Regions from separate parts of the Mus musculus genome. Here region 2 is linked to region 1. A link is a loop called in an ENCODE intact Hi-C map of the cell type or tissue named here. Cell type or tissue: gastrocnemius. All regions are shown on one strand. Links, peaks and the distances in the headings refer to the core of each region. The heading gives the core; the rest is flanking DNA.

Region 1 (7,650 bases), core at 1,154-6,153:
TGATGCTATCACATGCCTTTAATCTCACAAAAGAGGATCTCTGCGAATTCAAAGCCAGCCTGATCTACAGAGTGAGTTCCAGGATAGCCAGGCCTACACAGAGAAACTTTTGTCTCAAAATAAGGGGGCTGGGGGCTGCAAGTTGAGACAAAAGGTGGCTAGAGAGCTAAAGTGCTGGAGAACTGCATAAGGGCTAGAGAGATGCTCATTGGTTAGGAGCTTGTGTTGCTCTTGCAGAGAACATGCGTTTGGTTCTATACCCACATGATGGCTCAGAGCCATCTGTAACTCCATATTCAAGGAATCCAGCCCCTCTTCTGACCCCTGAGGGCAGCAGACATGAACATGATGCACATGCATACATGCAGGCAAAATACTCATGCACATAAAATAAAATAAGCTTTGTAAACATGAAGGGCAGAATAGAACAGAGGAAGGCAAGGAGGAATGAGTATAGACACACAACTCTGGCCTCTGTGCTGAGGATATGAATGGGTTTGTGCTGACCATGCAGACCAGACTCTGGCCACTCACCCTGGTTATCCAGCTAGTTGCCTGAGTCCTTGCTCAGAGCAGATCAGAGCCACAACCTTCTTACCTCATCTTTACTATCTTGCGCATCTAGGGAATCAGACCATCTTCCAAAATCTATGGAAGAATTGGAGATGGTGAAATTCTAGAAAGTTCCTGTGACCCAAGAAAATCCCTCAGGGTCCTTCACCTGTTGTGAGAAATATTAAAAATGAACTGGCACGATCCCGCGTTTGTGCCTCTGTCCCAGCAGCCTGGCCGGCCATCCATGCACTGGCAGGCAATGGCAGTTTTGTTTTTATCCCTTGGAGACTCTGACTCAGAACTCCACCTAGCTCTCTAGGTTCCCACTGGCGAGTCATTACCATGCCAGCCCCATGCTTCGAAGCCCCCACAGCTTTTGTGGTGCCCCCACACTTTGCCACCGTACTCTCTGGAACCCAGTTGAATTGTCTCGAGAAGAAAAACACCACACAAACTTAGCTCAGAAATGGTAACTCAATCTCTGGGCACAACAACTAAAACCCAATCTTTTAAGCCGTATTAAATCTGATTCTTCTGTTGGTGAATCCTGACAGATCCACCATGATACCAGGAAACTTTTCAGCTACATCCTACCCTTCTGCTATCCCCGTTCCAAAAGCAGCCCAGACTTCCCAGCATTCCTCCCACCTCCCCAGGGAAAACTCCCTGTCCCCCCACTCTGAGAATGTCTAACACATCTCCATTACCGTGTCACTTGGGGCACCAGATCAGCAAGCTGCAATAACCAGTACTGCCCCCAGAAACCCTGGTGACTGGCATTCCTGGGACAGATGAAGGGTCCTGCTGTTTGGCTCCTCATCTCTGCCTCGGAGCTGTGGTTGGAGGCCTGATTCGTCCTTGGAACAAAGGCAGAAACTGACTGAATCTGGGACAAGACCAACCTGGACCCTACTACCTTCCCAGTACCCACCTGAAAGCCATGTAGAATAATTGGTTGATATTGCTGAAGCCAGAATTCCCCAGCATGGCACAGGACACACAGTGGAAATCAAAATGGTGCAGGAGGGAATTGGGAGTCACTCCAGATGGCTTCTTCCACACTGTCCCATGCTCGCTCACTGAGTTCATGCCCTGGTAACAGCACAAAGACAAGGTGGGGATTCTGGCACCAACCATCAGTTCTGGGGAGCAGGAGGAGAGACCATGGGCCGAGGTTGGGGAGGGGAAAGGTAAGCAGTAGCCAAGAGAAAGGGTTTGGACCAGAGGATGGGGGACTGGGCCTGGGGAGTGAAGCCAATAGCACAGGTCTGGGTGCTAACAACTGACCAGCCACCAGAGAGCTTTTGTCCTCCAGTATCCCATGAACTTCTCATAACATGCTTCCCCAGCTGTGTGGTGGCAGGTGGAACAGTTGGGGCTTTTTGAAGGGCAGCCACGCTTTCCAAATTTGAAGCAGAACCAGTTACATTGCTGTGGTACCATGTATGTCCATCCCTGCTGGGGTGCCAATTCATGTGTCAGGTACAGGCAGGGAGCAATCATCCACAAGACAAGCCCCCAGAAGACCCAGCAGTGCTCCATGTCTGCCCAGGCAGTGGCTCATGTGGCAGGGAACAGACTGGCTTCTTCACCTGAAAGGACATGGGGGCTGAGGCCACGGACAGCACGAGACAGCATGAGCATCCCCTCATGCTGGCCTCCACAGCTCCCCAGCCTTCCCTTCAGCTCCAATGTACCCCTCCTGTCCATTTTCTCACCCCCAGGGAGGATTCTGACTGGGCCTAGTGAAGATGCTAGCACAGAGTGTCCTGAGTGCTCCCTGCAGAAAGACTGGCTGTCAGCGCCACTCATTATATCAGAGTCCACACTGTGACCACTGTCCTGTACCCTACAGGGGACAGTCATCAGGCTCTTTAGTACTGAAAGTGAGAGCCCAGGGCCACAGTGTCCTCATCTCTCTTCAATTAGGTATCTGAGATTGCTGACCTGAACCTGTGTAGTTTCCCCCAGAAGCCAAGCATTCCAAGATGGTTCTGCCTGCCAGCGACCCCACCATCCCCCGCTGCCATGGTTTCACTGTGATCCTCCAGAATTCTTACTCTCTCCCCTAAATTCTTTTAAATCAACACAGAGTATTGGATATTGTCATGACCCTTTCTCTTATTTATTTTTTTCTAGATTTATGTTATGACAGCTCTCTACAGCCCCTAATATATATTTATATAACAGACTATGATAAAGGAAGCAACTGGAAAGAGCTTTCTAAATTGTGTCAGATTTACTTAGTGTATCTGTGCATGTGTGTGTGGGCATTCAGGCCATGGTTCATGTATGTGGTAGTCATAGAACCACCATGTGGGTTCTAGGAATTGTCCAGCTTAGTCACCAAGTTACCTCAATAGCCCTCAAGAATGTTTTCATTTACTCAAAATAGCCAGATAAAAACAAAAGCAAGATCCTTAACAACTCTCCCTGCAAAACCACTAGGCTAAACTTCTTTTCCATTAGAATGGTTATTTTTTACATGAGTAATTAAACAAGACCCAGATCTGATATATATATATACATAAATTCATATAAAAACAAAAACAGATGGGCAGTGGTGGCACATGCCTTTAATTACAGCACTTGGAAGGCAGAGGCAGGGAGATCCCATAAGTTCAAGGCCAGCCTGGTCTACAGAACAAGTTCCAGGACAACCAGGGCTATACAGAGAAATCCTGTCTTGGTCAAAACAAAACAAAACAGTGTACTTCATCTTGAGATAAGAATGATAAGTCCATCTCTATTTGTTAAAAACCAATTTCCAGCCTGATATGGTGGTGTAGCCTTTACCCTCAGCACTTAGGAGGCAGCAGCAGGTAGATCCCTGTGAGTTTGAGACCAGCCTGGTCTACATATGGAGTTCTAGGCCAGCCAGGGCTACTCCCAGTTCCCAGAAATGATAATTAACTTAAAAGCAGTTAGAAGGGTCAGTGAGATGATTTGCTGGCGAAAGCCCTTGCCACCCCAGCTGATGACCTGAGTTTGATCCTGCAGCTTGAAGAGGTTTGTCTTGACCCGGAAGGTCTGCAGCTTGTTTACAGCCGTCCCCATGAAGTTGCTGAGAGCTGGGGGTGTCATTCTGGTGCTATGGTGTGCATCAGCTACCAGGCTCCCTATACAGAGCTCCCACACAAGCTGGTAAGTATGGTCTGCCTGTATGTATACATGTGCACCGTGTGCATGCAGTACCCATAAAGGCCAGAAGAGGGCTCAGATTTTGCAGAACTGGAGTTTCTGATGGTTGGGGGCCACCTGATGGGTTCTGGGGAATGATCCTCTGAAAGGACAGCCATACGCTTAACTTTTGAGTCATCTCTCAAGCCCTTGCACACATCTTTTTTTTTTTTTTCTTTCTTTCTTTGAGACAGGGTTTCTCTGTGTAGCCCTGGCTGTCCTGGAACTCACTCTGTAGACCAGGCTGGCCTCAAACTCAGAAATCCACTTGCCTTTGCCTCTGCCTCTGCCTCCCAAATACTGGGAATAAAGGCGTGTGCCACCACGCCCGGCATGCACCCATCTTTTTAAAATGCAGGTTCTAAGGATTAATAGTTCTAAGGTCTTAAGAACAAATAGTTTTTATTCCATTTTTTTCTGGAGACCTGACAATTTACCCTTACAGAACTGATCCCTATATATGACCATATTTGACTCCAGTGTTTTGCCTCTGAGCAATCTCATGAACTCATGCATAAGTTATAACCACCTGGTACAATTTTTGTTTGGAATATTTTTATTTTTGTATGAGTGTTCTGTGTATATATATGTATATATATATATATATATATATATATATATATATGGTGCATGCCAGAAGAGGGCATCAGATCCCATTACAGATGGCTGTGAGCCACCATGTGGTTGCTGGGAGAAGGGGGCCTATGGAGGGTAACTAACTGGGCTTGTGTGTGTGATAGAAATACATTATGAATATGTATGAAGATTTCATAAACCCATTATCATGGATAATCAACATATCCTAACAAAAACATTTAAGGTCTAGATGTGGCAGCACATGCCTTTAATCTCAGCTTCTGCAAGGCAGAGGCAAGCAGAATTCAAGGCCAGCCCAGGCATAGTGAGACCCTATCTAAAATAAAATACAAAATAAAATCTTAAAAACTCTCTTTGGGTGAGCCGGGCGTGGTGGCGCACGCCTTTAATCCCAGCACTTGGGAGGCAGAGGCAGGCGAATTTCTGAGTTCGAAGCCAGCCTGGTCTACAGAGAAAAAAACAAAAACAAACAAACAAACAAAACAACAACAACAAAACCTCTTTAGGTTGACAGGAAATTGAATTCAACAGCATAAAATAGATTCCTAAAGTGGGATTTATTATCTGAAGCAAGAGTTCTACGTCAAGACCTTTAAGCTCAAGCATGGAGACTGAGCACAGCATGGTTGCTGGCTGCTCTTTCAGGGGACCCTGGTTCAGTTCCCAGCACACATTGGGTGACTCAGAACTGCCCATAAGTCCAGATTTCAGGGATCCAATGCCCCGTACTATCATCTGGTACACATAAACACATGTAGACACACATAAAAATAGTTAATAAATCTTCAAAACAGAAACCTCCCATGAGACGCTAAGAGGCTGAGGCAGGAGTCCAGGTGTTCCTGGTCAGCCAGAGCAGCAGAAAGACACTTTCTTAAAACAAAACTATTGAGCACTTTGTTTTAGTCTTTATAGCGGTATTAAGCTGTCTAGAGCTAATGGGTTACAACAGAAAGCAAATAAGGGTTTGTTTAATCTCCACTCCATAGCCTTGTCCTGGAGGGGTGGAATCAGCGAACGTCTTTATTTTATTTATTGACCCACACTGGGATTAGCACTTGGACGCTGTTTAAGAACCCAGGGTACTCTGAAGTCCAGAACTGGGTTCCACTATTGATCAGTTTAAGCTTGAAAAAAAAAGCAAAGTTAACACCCACTCTCTTTTAAAAATAACTTATAGATTATATTTACTTTTTTGTGAGTGTAGTCAAGGGCACGCCACGGCATTCATATGGAGGTCAGAGGACATTTTGCAAGAATCAGTTTTTTTCCACCATGTGGGTCCTGGGTATAGAACTCAGAATTGGCAGCAAATGCCTTCACCTTGCAAGCCAGTTAATACCCACTTCCCCCTGCAGAGATTCTCATGCCTTAACCGCATTGGAAACACCTTGGAGCCACTTTTGACTTTCTAATGAGGGAACCAATGATTTCCTTGGAACCGATTTCTTTCTTTCTTTTTTCTTTTGTAATTTTTCAAGCCAGGGTTTCTTTGCGTAACATCCCTGGCTGTCTTGGAACTCTCTTTGTAACCCAGGCTGAACTCGAACTCACAGACATCCGCTTGACTCTGTCTTCTGAGTGCTGGGATTAAAGAGTGCGCCCACCCCGGTTTGGAACCAATTCTAATTAACGCTGCGGTGGCTCTGGCGGGGTCAAGTTGGAAGCGCTGTCCTAAGAGATCCAAAGGTCCAAGGAGAGGCACTTACCACAGGTGCTGTCACTCCGCACCCAAGCACCGCCCTCTGTGCTCCCAGCCCGCCCCTCTCGGAGCACTGCCCAATCCGCGCGAGGAGGCGTGACAATGTCCACAAGCTAGACTGCCTTTGAGGAGGCAGGTGAGGGGGTGGAGCCCCACTTACGCACCGCTACGCCTGCGCAAGACAGCGAGGGGCGTGACCCCGGGTCCAGGCCGGAAGCGGGAGGCTGGAGGGGCGGGCCGGCTGGTGTCCCCTTTCCGGCCGGTCCCCATGGAGGCGCTGGGGAAGCTGAAGCAGTTCGATGCCTACCCTAAGACTCTGGAGGACTTCCGGGTCAAGACCTGCGGGGGTGCCACGGGTAGGTCTCGGCGCGGGCAGGGTTGCAAGGAGGGAGCTGTCCTCGCGTTCGGCCCGGGCTCCCGGACCCTCCGTGGCCTGCTAAGGGGCTGAGGGGTGGGATATAGGCCGTTCCAAATCTCGCTCTCGCCCTGCAGTGACCATCGTCAGTGGCCTTCTCATGCTCCTGCTTTTCCTATCGGAGTTGCAGTATTATCTCACTACGGAGGTGAGGGGCGTGGCCTAGAGCGTGGGCGGGGCCTGGCATTCTAAGGGCAGGACCCTTAAAGGTGGGAGAGGGGAGGAGAGGCGAGGAGAGGCATAGGGGCGAATCTGACTGAGGTAGACATGCTCTAGGTGCATCCTGAGCTCTACGTGGACAAGTCTCGGGGGGATAAACTGAAGATCAACATCGATGTTCTTTTCCCGCACATGCCTTGTGCCTGTGAGTACCCGATTGTGAGTGGGGAGTTGGACTCCTGGACGTAGGGTGGGCTTCCAGATTTACACCTCTGGCCTTAGATCCCAGAGTGAATGCCAGGCCATCCTCATTCCCCGAGTCCATTTCTTCCTCAAGATACATCTTTCCCATCAAAGCTCAGCTCTCCGGGTCCCTGGTGTCGTAGCGCCTTAGCTTGCCTCTCTGTTTCCAGACTTGAGCATCGATGCCATGGACGTGGCCGGGGAGCAGCAGCTGGATGTGGAACACAACCTGTTCAAGAAACGACTAGACAAGGATGGCGTCCCCGTGAGCTCAGAGGCTGAACGGCACGGTAACCAGGGGAGGGGGACAGGTCTCCGATCCTACAGCTGGACATGCCTGCCTTCCACACATGGGCCGTTGCAGGCTCAGTGACACCGTAGACAGAAGTCAGCTGGCTTGCTTAGGGTTCTACAACTATTAAAAATCAAGAGTCAGTTGAATCCATGCTTCTGGTATTGGAACATTGAGTAGAATACCTTAGGGGCTGGAGAGAGGGCCCAGTGGTTAAGAGCAAGACACTTTGCTCGGTTATCGTTTCTCAAGCTTGAACATGGGTCTTCCTTAGGTAAAGGAAGTTTGCTTGTCCACCTCATTGGCTAGAGTACTGTCCCCCGTTGCAGTGCGAGTATCCTAAGATTAAGAGCTTAAATTCTCGAGTAGAGTTGCCTGGGTTCGGATCTAGCATTGTCTTGCAGTTTGTGAGCATGATGCAGGGCTGGATGCAATACAGATGGGTCTCAGCTTACAACACTCTGACTTGGAGATGGTTTGAAAGCACGCCTGTACAACCATTCAGGT
Region 2 (7,650 bases), core at 833-5,832, 74 kb after region 1:
CACAAATCTCGGGTCTTCACAAAAACGGCCTGGGAAGCTCACACAGGACATCGTGTACTGTGCTTGGGGACTCGGCGTAGGCGGGCAGTGCTTACTCACATATGTAAAGCTCTCGATTCCATCCTTAGCACAATGGTCACCCGCCCAGCCCATGCTGTTATTTTGAGACCAATCTGCCCCAGCAAGCCTTGAACTTTTGACTCCCTTGCCTCAGCCTGCTGAGTAGCTCTGCCACTAGGCCCAGGAGATTTTAGCTTTATTTTGAAACCAAAGTATACAGAGGTAAGGAATTTGTCCCAAGACATTTCAGAAATCAGGCGTGGAAGTGTTCCATCCTGGAGAGGGAAGCATTTACCTGCACAATACGGATTACTGGGATTGAAGTTCAAGGCAAACTCATGTGAGACCTGAGGGCAAGATGAAAAACAATGAACCAAGCTGGGGTGCAACCCTCTCATATTAGCACACAGGGACCAAGACCGGAAGACTGCAAGTTTAAACCTAGCCTGAGTTATACAGTGAGCCAAACACGGCTGGGCAGAGAAGTGCACATCTTTAATCCCAGCACAGAGGGGCATTAGGATCACTGCATACCAAGGTCAGCTTTACCAACAAATAAACAAACAAACAAACAAAAAGAAAAAATGAGATCCTTCCTACATCTACCCCCCCAGCCTCTTGACCCCTCCCCCCAACACACACCTCCTGCCCCCACAAGCCCTGAAACATGGTCTCTGTAGACAAGGCTGGCCTTGAACTCAGAGAGATTCACTTGTGCTGCTTCCCAAGGGCTGGGATGCAGACACGCACCAGCGCATTCACCAAAGAGTTTGGGTTTGTCTGTTCGTCTGTCTGTTTGCTTTGTTGTTCTGAGACAGGGTCTCATTATGTAGCTCTGGCTGTCCTAGAATTCACTACATAGATCAGGCTGGCATCAAACTCATAGATATTGGCCTGCCTCTGCCTTATGAGAGCTGGGATTAAAGGTGTGTATCACCATGCCCTGCTGAGGTTTACTTTTTATTTATGTTGATGTCTGTGTGTGTGCACACCCAAAAAGATCAGAGGAATGCACTGGGTTCTCGTTAGAGCAGGAGTTATAGGGAGCTAACCTTCCCATGTGGGTACTGGGAACTGAACTTTGGTTATTTAGAAAAGAAGCAACTACTAATTCAACTGCTGAGACACCTGTGTAGGAGCACCCCTAGCCCTGTATAGGCCAAGAAAAAGGACACTCTCAGGGTCCATATGCAGCTCAGCAGAGTGCATGCTTAGCATGTTTAGGGCCCTGTGTTCAAGCCCCCAAAATACAAAATACAAACATGGGCATTCTGATATAGGCCAGGATTCCAACAGGAGCTATTTAGCCCTGAGCTTGCAGTGTAGCTGTTTGCAAGAATGGATCCCTGCATCTCTCCTTGAATTTGATGCCAAGTAATGAACACATTTACCACAGACTCTGGACTTAGGACCCTGACACCAAAGAGAGAATAGAGGAAGGGAAGAAGAGTATTTACCTGCCAATCAGGGGGCACCTGGGCTCCAAAACCAAATGCAGGAAATAGCTTGTCTCTGTGGGGGACAATGAATTGTAAAAGAGGCAGCAGGAGGATTTTCCCAGTGTAGAAGCTGAAGGGTATAGAGGGAGTGGAATGGTCTGAACCAGGGACTCACGAGTCATAGTCTTGAACCACGCTGCCCACGCTCCACAGAGCTGTCAGATACTCGTTGACTCCTGTAGGGCTCAGATAATGCAGGGAGTCAGGTGAGGATGGGTCGCCATTGGAGCCAGTGAAGTCCACACCCACCTGGGGAAAGAGCGAGAATGGAGGTGAAGGCTGTTCAGTCTAAGGCCGGTTCACTTGCCCCAGCCAGGCACTCCCATTTACTTACAGTAAAGTTGATCTGGCAGCCTCCCATCACATAGTCCAGGAAGGAATACTCTGTCTCCACCTGCAGATGAAGCCAGGTTAGGACAGGGCTAACAGGGGGCTGGCATCACAGAGCCCAGAGCTCAGAGCCTGGGTCACATGGGTCACCATCTTACCCGGCAAGTCTTGACACGGACAGTTCCAGAGTTCCTGTAGTTTTTCTTTCTCTGCTGCTTTTCAGGGTGGACACATTCAAACTCAGCCTAGTGGGGAGACAAATTAAAGTAAGACACCTGCCACAGCACTAGCCGAGGACCTAAGCCTCACTCTCCAGACCTCCCTCTGGGCAGCAGCCTTGCAGGCCACCAAAGCACTACCAACAGTCAACACTTACCGGGACTGCTTGCAGTTGGGCCAAGGTAGTATGGAAGGTACCAATGAGATCATGTGAGCCGTCACTGTCATAGTCTGAGCAGCGCACCTGAGAGGGGGCGTGTGTGTGGATAAAGGAGATGCACGACAGGCACGGAGCCTCTTCCCAGGACCCCTTCCTTCGATCCTTGTCAGGAAACTGCTCACCTGAATGGGCGTGCTGAGGTCCCCGCCACAGAAATGCTGCAGAGAGACTGAGAAGCGCTTCCAGGTAGGGTTCAGGTTGTTCTTGACTACCTGGGGGTGGAGAGTAGAGACCTCTGGTCTGGCCCATGAAGAGCTCCCACCGCTCTACCCACCAACAGGCTTTTTCTCTCGGTTCCCAAACTTGCTAATCCCAACCCCTGCAGTCTCTCTCCTCTGCCAAGCCACCTGACACCAGGAGTCACCTCGGTTCTGTATGCCAGCTGCCACTTCCCATCGCCTTGCCGGAAGAACTCCAAGAATGGGTCAGATTTCCCTAGGAAGTCCTGCAGATGCCAGAGACCAGAGTTATGAGACTAAGGAGCCAGCCATGCATCAGCCCTCTGTAATGCTTGGCTCCTTTGGGTCTCCTTCCAGACACACCTTCTTATCTAGGTTTCTAGCTTCCACCTCCATGGTTACTACACGGCTGTCCTTTAGCTCCTGAGCTGAAACCTAGGTAGAGAACATTGCATCGTCTCATGAACTTTTATTACTGGGACGGCTTCCCCGCCCAGGGTTTAGTTCTTACTGTGATGGTTCCCCGCCCTGCAGGCTTCCCAGGCTTCAACATCAAGGGTAAGGTCAGCGTCTGGCTGGATACAATCTGGGGAAAGCGAGGTAGGAGAGCTGTCAGCACCTGTCTCGGGCAGGGTGGGGTCCTGCTTGTCCGGGACATCCCCAACACCACTTACCTGACCTAGGGAACATTCAGCTCCCCCCAGGAAGTCGTCATCCCCCAGCTCTGGTGTCTTGTTGTCTATGTCATAGATTCCAAAGCGCAGCTTCTGGACAGTCTCAAAGTGGTATTCTATCTGCAGAGTCTTGGAGAACTCAGGGCTTGAGCAGTTGCGAACACGTTCAGTCCGGCAAAGCTGTGGCAACAGGTCACTCAGCATCAGTGACAAACCCTCTACCTCAAACATAATGCTACCTCCCTCAATGTCCTTAACCTTTGAGGCCCATCTCACCTCGGCCCAGGCCCCGCCCACATCCTGTAAAAGGACGCAGAGTGGGTCAGACTTGGAGCCAATGTCCTTGTCAATGAGATGTTCACAGGACACGGAGAGCTGGACCAAGGTCACGCAATGAGCCATCTGTGGGGGAAAGAACTGAGTCAGGCATCAGAGCATCTCCACCACCTTTCACTGACTATAGTTCCCAGCCTGGGAAAACTGCATACTGCACACTCCTGAATTCCAAGTAAGCTCAATAGCACAGGACGCAGTTGTGACACCAAACTCTGGCTCAAAAATCAATCCTTATTCTGAAAGTGGCCTTAACCTCAGCAATGCTGTCCGGACCTGGGGCTCTAGCCTTAGCCACTGCAGAGAGTAACTGATCTCACTCCCATCACTCACTGCTCCCCAACAGCCAATAATGATGCTCCCCAGACCCTGGGGCCTGAACCTTGCACTTGGGCTCCGCCCCCTCCACGGGTGCTTTGAATCTGCTGCTCAAGTGTACTCCCGCACGATTTCCTTGTCATCAACTCCAGGCCACTATTTATGTTGCCTAGAAACAGCAATAGCCTCTCCAGCTGGTCTCTTAACCTGTGCCATCCCTATTTCCACTTCCCACCTCCACCCCACCAGGCTATTAATATAGCAACCAAATTAATCCTGGCAAAAATATCCATGCCAGGCATGGTGGCACAGCCTGAAATCACAGCACACAGGAAGCAGAAGCAGGACTGATGTAAATGCAAGGCCACCTTAGGTAACAATACAGAGTTGCAGGTTACCCACGGCTACAAAGTGAGATCTTGCCTCAAAAAACAGAAAACGTACTGTGGCTCACACCGTAATTCTAGCTCTCGGGGAAACACAGGGAAGGGACGAGTTCAAGGCCAGCCTGAGTACAAAGTGAGTATGAAGCCAGCCTGGATTACATGAGATCCCAAGTCAAAAGCAAACAAAGGGGCTTGAGAGATGGCGAGGCAGCTAAGAGAATGTTTTGCTCTTGCAGAGCACCCGAGTACAATTCCCAGCACCTACACTGGCAGCTTCCAACAGTCTGCGCAGCTCTGGCTCCAGGAGCTCTGCTGCTCAGCCCATGCCTTTAGTCCACAGACATATATACATTAATTAAACATAAGACAACAGAACCTCCCTGCTGAACCTCACACTCTGGACCACCACTTGTAGAAACAGCACAAGCCGCACAGTGAGCTGATGTACGACCTGAATTCCCAGGTCCTCTGAACACCACCTCCCGTCAGTTCTCTCAAGAACTCATTCTGGCCTTCACCATTCTTCAAGCCCACCAGATTCCTATTCCAAAGACCTGCAGCATCCGGTAGAACTGTTTTCATCACCCACAGGCCCGCCGTCTCCTCTCTCATGAAGCTCATTCATCATCACGTGTGTTACACTGGCTAAGTCTTGCCTGCCAGTCTGAAATGCAAACCTTAGCACCACTGACACATCGCAGACTCAAATGTGCCTCTCACACCAGTATCTAGCTTACTACATATGTTGGTTACTGTCTCTAGCACTAGGACGAAAACCTCCTGTGTGAGGAAGAATGTATCTGTGCACTGCTCTATCCCAAGCATGCAGATACGTATGTTACATAAAATTCAAAAGGCCATCTCTAGCCCAAACTCTCAGACAGAGTAGTCTCCTGTCTCCAAATTCAAGCAGCAACAAACCTCTCCAATTCACCTGCTTCCTCGGTCAGAAACATCATCACCTTTTATGAGTCACCAGAGTGACTACAATGTAGTTCCTCCTGCAGCCCACAATGATGTGCAGGTGACATGGTCCATCTACATCAAGTGCACACAGAGATTCCTTGCTTGCCTCAGGAGCCCAGCTTCCCAACAGTACTTCCTGGGATGCTTCCCAGCCTATACTGACTTGCTTTGGTCCCTACATTTCCTGTTGGTTGTTGGCTTTATGGAATGGGAATTGAACCTAGAGCCTTGAGCATGCCAGGCAACCATCTGGCACTAAACTTCATCCCCGGCTCTAGTCTCCCACCCAGATCAGTACCCACAGCATTTTTAGAGTCACCCTCAGTACTTGAACCCCCTGCACAAACGAAAAGGGAAATCCTCACTACTCTTCATCCAAGAGTCTGTAGCCAAACTGAGCCAGGTGTGTGTATTCTCACTCCCACCCAGAAAGCCTACTGCTTTCCCAGGATCCAATTCCATCTGCGCATGAGAGCTCATGGTCTGGAGGCAGTCAACAACCCCAAGTGAACTGTGATTGGCAGACGCAGTGTTCTAAGGTGAGTCGACAAGAGGCATGTAGACTTTCAACCTTCAGATGGCTGGTTCTCTTAAGAGGCTCAACAGCCCACAGCTTTTGCCCCATCATAACCGAATTCCATGTCTGTCATCCCCTCATGCTCCCCGGGGCAGTGTTTGTTTCTCTTTTCACTATGCTTTAACAGCAGAAAGCCCCAAGAAACTCAATGCAACTCAAAGGCCCATCAGCTAGGTGGGGCTGGGCTCCCTAGCAAACACACAAAGGGGTACGGCACCCGCTCAATAGGCAGAACCGTGTGTCCTCCACACTGCCTGCCTGAAAGCACTAGATTATATAGCGAGCAAAAGTGTAACCCAGTTTTAAACGTTTTACTTAGGGAAGTATATATGCGACAGATCTGAATACACACACGTACAAGTAATACTCAGAGGACAGAAACATGTCAATATTGCTTTTAGGGGTGTGGGAGAAATGAGATAAAATCAAGAACTTCTTATGTTCTATACTCGCCCCCTTTATATTTTGAGGCTTTGCATCACCACTTTGCAGATGAGGATGACATCTGACCTTAGATTCTGGATACTCTGACCTCTCTCCCTACTAAGTGCTGGAGTTAGGTCTATGCAGCGCCATGCCTGGACTATTACAATCTGTGCACTTCATTGTTTTCAACATTATACATCTGCAGAGTCTTGTTAGCTGCCTACTCAGCGCTAGCCCACACATTTAAGTATCGACTACTCAGCTGGAGAACCATCAAGCTGTAACATCTCTGACCCTTAGGGGTTTCCTCCTCTCAATACTGCCTTACATAGCCAGTGTTCAGTCTCTCATTTAAAATCCCATATAACTGCCCAATGATCCTTACATTTAATACCAAACTCTCTAGCAAGCTACTTTGATCTCTCCGAGGGAGAATTTCTGCAGCATTGAGTAGTGGCATGTTGTGGTTAACCCTGAATTCTCTAGCTCAAACTGTTAAGACCTTTTTTAGTCTGCCACTTTCCTTAGCTCCTTCAGTTGGGATGGGCAGAACCAATATCCTCCCTAGTATCTTGTCATCCACAGCTCTGCTCTGACAAGCTTCCCCGTAGGACTTCTTGCCCAGCAGGATCTCACTGTCTTTGGATAACTGCAGTGGTTTCCTCTATCAGGTTTTTGTAACTATGTAGCCATTTCTGTGTTTCTTAGCTAAATGAAGAGCAGATCATGTCATTTCTGTTTAGAACCCTGGGATAGCTTCCCAGTGCATTCAATATAGCAGCCAAGTTTGAGAGCTGGAGAGTTGGCGGGGCAAGAGCTCAGCTTCCAGCAGCCATGTCGGGCAACTCCAGCTCCAAGGACTCCAGTGCCCCTTTCTGGTATCCACAGGCACCACGTAACCACACGCACAAACCAATGCACAGACATGCACAGGTACACAAACACACACACCAATCCCACCCCCCAAAAAAGAAAAAAAATCCCACCCAAGTTCTGTGGCAGGTAAACTGGCTTAGTGGGTAAAGTTCTGTGGCTGTAAGCTGGCTTAGTGGGTAAAAAGTTACTTGCCGTCACACCAGAGCTTGATCCCTGGGGCCCAGACAGTGGAAGGAGACACCCACAAATTATCAGATTGTCACATGGACTCCACAGCTCCTCAATGTCGCCAACACTAAATATAACTTTAAAAAGCCACTCCAATCTATAGCTCTTACAATGGTCTATAAAATCTAACCCATGCGTAAAGAGTCACCCAGCCACCCAAGAGTGCTCCCACTGGGCTGTTCTTTCTGATTCACCCACAGGATTGAGCCCATTCTCCAGCTCAGCGTGTTTGTACCATGTCTTCTCCCATGGACAGCAAGCTACCCTACTTATAACAGACACTCAGTAAATACTCAGTAACTGAGTCAATGGAGAAAGTACAAATGCCTCCCCCTCCTCTTCCATTTAAATGTGGGTTC

The links. Peaks named below come from ENCODE experiments on the same cell type or tissue, not always from the same donor. Only the 100,000 strongest peaks of a DNase experiment are listed, where the experiment ranks them.
Region 2: a loop joins it to region 1, with 5 times the contacts of the local background. A loop is called at or near these places in 2 of 42 quality-filtered maps.

Annotation. Positions count from the first base shown.
Region 1 is chr2:156,001,839-156,009,488 of GRCm38, forward strand. It overlaps 6430550D23Rik (RIKEN cDNA 6430550D23 gene), which reads right to left and starts at 2,589. Exons shown (of 6, transcript NM_001145351.1): 1 at 2,503-2,589; 2 at 1,843-2,147; 3 at 1,487-1,647; 4 at 1,263-1,412; 5 at 599-648. The coding sequence starts at 2,097. The coding sequence ends at 630. Ergic3 (ERGIC and golgi 3) reads left to right here and starts at 6,190. Exons shown (of 13, transcript NM_025516.5): 1 at 6,190-6,390; 2 at 6,527-6,597; 3 at 6,726-6,813; 4 at 7,022-7,141. The coding sequence starts at 6,303. In gastrocnemius, for the core only: a CTCF peak has its summit at 3,758 (motif pointing right); a DNase peak (open chromatin) is centred at 3,746; H3K4me3 peaks cover 560 bases; H3K27ac peaks cover 462 bases.
Region 2 is chr2:156,075,882-156,083,531 of GRCm38, forward strand. It overlaps Cpne1 (copine I), which reads right to left. Exons shown (of 16, transcript NM_170590.3): 2 at 3,458-3,583; 3 at 3,182-3,361; 4 at 3,019-3,093; 5 at 2,871-2,942; 6 at 2,693-2,773; 7 at 2,451-2,540; 8 at 2,266-2,352; 9 at 2,048-2,134; 10 at 1,894-1,953; 11 at 1,675-1,808; 12 at 1,518-1,572; 13 at 356-407. The coding sequence starts at 3,583. Among named protein-coding and RNA genes, the nearest start is that of Spag4, 14 kb to the left of the region's middle. In gastrocnemius, for the core only: no CTCF peak of the experiment used is centred there; no DNase peak of the experiment used is centred there; H3K27ac peaks cover 2,027 bases.